Linked DNA regions of Homo sapiens: region 2 is linked to region 1. A link is an interaction called in ENCODE POLR2A ChIA-PET data of the cell type or tissue named here. Cell type or tissue: MCF 10A. All regions are shown on one strand. Region 1 overlaps SERF2 (small EDRK-rich factor 2). Region 2 overlaps TGM5 (transglutaminase 5).

Region 1 (2,500 bases):
GAGAGGAAATGGCTGCTGGGAGCAGAGCTGCTGAAACACCTCTTCCCCTCTCCCCCAACTACCTTTGTTAAGGCTCTTGAGGGTTCTTATGGCACTCCACAGAGATCTACCACTTCTTATGGTTCCTCACTTGGCACTCACCTTTGTCTGCCTCCACTGTTTCAGGGCAGCAGAAACACAGTGAGGGCTTCTGCAAAACAGAACGCAGGTTTTGGAATGGTCTTAAAAGATGTGAGGGTGTTAATCTAGGAAACTTCCCCCGTGAAAAGATTGGTCTAGTATTAAAAAGTGGAGGCACACCTGGGTTCAAATTCTAGCTCCAGCATATAAGTGGCTGTGCAGACTTTGGTAAGATGTTTAATCTTTTGTGCCTCGATTTCTCCATTTGTAAAATGGAGCAAATACCTACCTCACAGGGTTGTTGTGAGGGTTAAATTAAATGAGATTATGTAAAAGTATCTAGCACAGTTGCCTAGCACATTGTGGGTACTCAATAAAAGGTAACAGCAGCTATAATCTGAGCATTCTGGGTAGAGGTTGGTAGGATGTGTGTGTGTCTTTGTGTGGGGGAGGGAGGGTGTTGGGGATATGGAGCTCTTTATCCTCACCTGAAACTCATAGCTGTAAACCTTGACAATCCACAGGGGTCCAAATACCTCAGCCAGGTAGGAGGCCTCATTGCTGAGAAAGAATAGAGTTCTTAAGCTGGTTTAGTTAAATAGGGATTATCTGGGGGCATTTACTACCAATTGGTCCATACTGGTAATCCTCAAAAGGGTACCATACTCCCTGTGCCCTTTTCCACCAAAGATTTAGAATTCTATTCATGTGAGAGCCCTAAGGTCTTTGGACATATTTTAAATTCTCAAGTCATTCCCCCCACCCCCTTCATCTCATACAGATCATCTGACAAAGTACTATTCTTAGAATTTGTCCCTGTTTGTGGGGAGCTTTTCTCACTCTAGTCTTGCTCTAAACTTTAAATAATGGTCCCAGACATTGTCCTGACCATCCTTCCCTGTCTTGGGCACCCTCCTTTCATACCTCCACCCTTGACACCTTTACGCACCAAGCAAAAAGCACACAAGCATACATGATGCTAGCACTCAGCATTGCTAGAGAGATATCTGGTGTTTGGGGTTCCATTTTACTCAGGCCAGGCAGGCACAGGGTGTGATTCTGTCCTTGAAGGATTACTGGGAAGGGACAACAGAAGAGATGGGTATTAACAATGAGCTAGGTATTTGGCAGGGGCAAAAAAAGGTCTTAGCATGGAGAATCCAGGTCCTGTCCCTTACCTCTCTCTGGAGGACGGCTGGACAGTGCAGAGAAAGTCAGATACATGATATAGCAGCTGATGACAGAAGCTTGTAGGAGGCCAGAGCGGGGTTGCTCTGGGGAGTAAGTATAATTGCTTTAGTCTACAGGCTGGTAATTTCCTCCATTTCTACCCCCACTTGTACTTCTGTCTCCCCATCCTTTGGTGGGGATAGGGAAGCAGAGATTCTTTTATCAAATAATTGAGATTAGGGAGGTAATGAAACTTGCTATGCTTTTAAGGCCCCCAAAACCTGGAATGCTGTAGGACATGTACCCACTGAGGCGGATGCAAGGAGCGATGGAGAGGAAGGAGATGAGGCCACAGAAGCAAAGGTGCAGACTGAGGAGCATCTTGTTAAGCAGGCAGCCAGCTGGGTGTGTATAATAGTGGAATAGGAGCACAGCTCCCACACCTGCCATGCTGTAGAATCCTAGGGTGGCCAGCAGGACAGCCAGGAACCAGCTACAGTCTTGAGCTGCACCTGTCTGCCTAAGGGTGGAAAGTGGGCAATGGCTTGGAGCTCCAGCATTTTTTTTTTTTTTGAGTTGGGAGTCTTGCTCTGTTGCCCAGGCTGGAGTGCAATGGTGTGGTCTCAGCTCACTGCAACCTCCGCCTCTTGGGTTCAAGTGATTCTCCTACCTCAGCCTCCTGAGTAGCTGGGATTACAGGCACCTACCACCATGTCCAGCTAACTTTTATATTTTTACTAGAGATGGGGTTTCACCATGTTGGCCAGGCTGGTCTCAAACTCCTGACCTCATGATCCACCCACCTCGGCCTCCCAAAGTGCTGGGATTACAGGCATGAGCCACCGTGCCCAGCTGGAGCTCCAACTCTTTTACCCATTACCAACTACTCCCCTGCTCTCAGAAGACTGGTGTGACTAGCCATCCTACTTGGCCCACGCAGTCATCACATTCCTAAGCTTTTTTGATACTGCTCAGTGGGAAGCTGTGGGACCAGTGCTCTGCCGTGCCTTTTGCCCAGCCCTTTCCATGTAGTAATACTAGAAACCTCCCCAGGAAAAGCCTTTAGGGTTATGTGCCCCTTACCAGTTCTTGTTCCAGGAATGGGCAAAAGCTGTAATAAGCACCAACTGCAGTAGGATGAATGCAAAGCCTCCACAGATGCCAATGTAATGCCATGCTGCAAGATGGGCACCAGTGGAAAAATGTCAAA
Region 2 (2,500 bases), 540 kb before region 1:
CATGTGTGGGCTGCCTTGGAAGACCCATGGGCCTGAGAAACAGAGGAGAGACTTTTGACAGCATTTTACTGTGGACTTCCAGACCTGCTGGGGAGGGCTAAGGATGGGGGTTGACTCTTCTGACTTCTGCTCCACTGTGAATTAGTTTATTATTATGTTCCTATCTACCCCTTACCCATGTCCTCCCATCCCCTGCAAAGCTGGAGCTTACCTCTGAGAGCTTTAAAAAACACTTCAGAAAAGAGGAAATTTAGAAACAACAAGACCATTTCCCAAACTGGAGCTACACTCACCCTTTCTCAAAACATGCAATTTGGAATTAATAGAGGTGATGACCCACACCCAGCTATTTCAGAGCTCGGCTGAGAAAACTTGTCACCCACATTCTGGCGTCAGTCTCATCCAAGATGGCTTTGCCAGAGGGTCCCTCTTTCACCCACTGCAGGGGGCAACTGTGAGTGGGCAGGGCTCCCGCTGCACAGCTTCCTCCCTCCCCGGGCACGCCAGGGACCTCACCATGGCACACACCACTCTGCTGACGTAGACGGGGCTTCCCCGCAGAGCACAGTCTGTGGCTGGGTCAGTCTGGAAGTGCAGGCTCTTGTCTAGCAGCTTCAGGCAGATGTCTATGATTTTGTCTTCAAACTTCGGGGGGAGAGGCAGAGAGGGAAGGCACCCATGCTTGTCACGTGGGAGTATGTAAAAAGTAATGACTTCCCCCCAACCCTAGTGGAATATAAACTCACTTGGAAGGTAACTGTGTCAAACAGAACAGCCATGAATTCCCTCCCATTCAGGTGTGGGGTTTCAAAACTCTAGGGTCACAATTCACCTGGTGCATATGCCCTGCACACCAAATCCCTCCCCTTCACTCCGAGATGACTATTGCTACTCCTGGGTTGTTTGGGTTTTTTCCCCAGTGAGTCTGACTGATTGAAAAGGCTCCTCCTCTCCTCTCAGTTCCCACACTCCTAGAGCACCAGGGGGTGTTCCTGCCAAAACCACATTGCCCCTGCTTCCACACTCACCTGCTGACCCAGCTTAGCATTGGCAGCTACTGCTGAAGTGAGGGTGCCAACCTGCCATGGCACCTGTGATTCACTGGGGCTCTAGGCTGACTAATTGCATGTGAATTATGAAAATTTCCCACCCAAGGCAGGCTGGCTCCTCCTGGTCCTTCAGACTTGGTGTGAATGCCACTCCCTCTGAGGCCTTCCCCGAGCCTGAGCCTGCTTTAGCGCCACAGCCCTGGGTATGTGCCCTCTCCGCGTGAGACTCAGTTACGTGATGTAGTCAAGTCTGTCTTTTCCTGCCTGAGTCTCGGGGCTGTTTCAGTCCAGCTCTCTTCACAACTCTGGACCTTAGGCCTGGCATGGTGCCCAGCACATTGCAGGAACTCTGTACCTCTTTGTAGAATGAGTGTAAATGAATACATTTATTCCTGTGTAACACTGGGCAACATGCAGAATTAGGAGGCTTCTCTGATCAATCTTCCCCAGAGGACAGTCTGATCAGCTCACTTTTCTGTTTTCAAATTTTCAAAGGCCTCCTACAGCCTAGAGAATCAAAGCTCTGACCTCCTTCAGAAGGCACATAAGTTCCTCCCAGATCTGGCCCCAACCTACCTCTCCAGCCTCAAGTATCAATAATTGCCCTCCGCCCCCATCCCTACCATTTTTTCTCCAGCAACACCAAATGTCTGCAGCGGGCCAAACCGTTTCCCACCCTCGTGTCTTTGCTCACACCTTCCCTCTGTCTGGGATGTTTTTCCCACTATCCTTCACTTGGCTAACTCAATTCAAACATCTCCTCTCCCAGGAAGCTTCTATGATACTCCCATGCCCAACCAAGAGCTCTTCCCCTTGGCTCTCAGAACACTCTGCCCCTGTCTCTCAATCTTTACATATTCATGATAAGTGACCTGTTTATGTGTCTGAGTCCGCATTACACTGTAAGATCAGGGACAATGTTGTATTCATTTTCATATCTCTAGCACTTAGCACCCTGCCTGGCACTGAGCAGGCGATCAATATATATTTAATGAAGAAGAAAGACAGAAATGGGCCAGGCGCGATGGCACACACCTGTAATCCCAACACTTTGGGAGGCCGAGACGGGAGGATCATTTGAGCCCAGGAGTTTGAGACCAGCCTGGGCAATATAGTGAGACCTCGTCTCTGCAAAAAATAAAAAAATTAGCCAGGTGTGGTGGGGCATGCCTGTAGTCCCAGCTACTCAGGAGGCTGAGGTGGGAGGATCACTTGAGTCCAGGAGGTCAAGGCTGCAATGAGCCATGATCTCACCACTGCCTTCCAGCCTGGGTGACAGAGCAAGACCATGTCTCAAAAACAAAAAGCAAGACAACAACAACAAAAGAAAGACAGAAACAGAGGGACCCAGGTCTGAGAAAGCAGCAACCCCTCTCTTCTGTTTCTTACAGATGGCAGCCCACTCCTGTCCAGGTCTCTCCATGATGCCCAATCTGCCCATGCTTAGTGAG

What was found. Peaks named below come from ENCODE experiments on the same cell type or tissue, not always from the same donor. Only the 100,000 strongest peaks of a DNase experiment are listed, where the experiment ranks them.
Region 2: POLR2A ChIA-PET joins it to region 1 with 5 read pairs; 2 of 35 experiments call an interaction of 5 or more read pairs at or near these places.

Annotation. Positions count from the first base shown.
Region 1 is chr15:43,795,547-43,798,046 of GRCh38, forward strand. SERF2 (small EDRK-rich factor 2) reads left to right here. Exons shown (of 3, transcript NM_001018108.4): 3 at 1-533. SERINC4 (serine incorporator 4) reads right to left here. Exons shown (of 12, transcript NM_001258031.2): 5 at 2,374-2,467; 6 at 1,599-1,810; 7 at 1,299-1,394; 8 at 1,070-1,196; 9 at 609-681; 10 at 142-190. The region is part of intron 2 of SERF2-C15ORF63 (SERF2-C15orf63 readthrough); the gene reads left to right. Among named protein-coding and RNA genes, the nearest start is that of MIR1282, 3.0 kb to the left of the region's middle. RefSeq lists an enhancer at 1-498. In MCF 10A, no CTCF peak of the experiment used is centred here; no DNase peak of the experiment used is centred here.
Region 2 is chr15:43,252,990-43,255,489 of GRCh38, forward strand. It overlaps TGM5 (transglutaminase 5), which reads right to left. Exons shown (of 13, transcript NM_201631.4): 5 at 517-645. Among named protein-coding and RNA genes, the nearest start is that of TGM5, 13 kb to the right of the region's middle. In MCF 10A, no CTCF peak of the experiment used is centred here; a DNase peak (open chromatin) is centred at 1,052.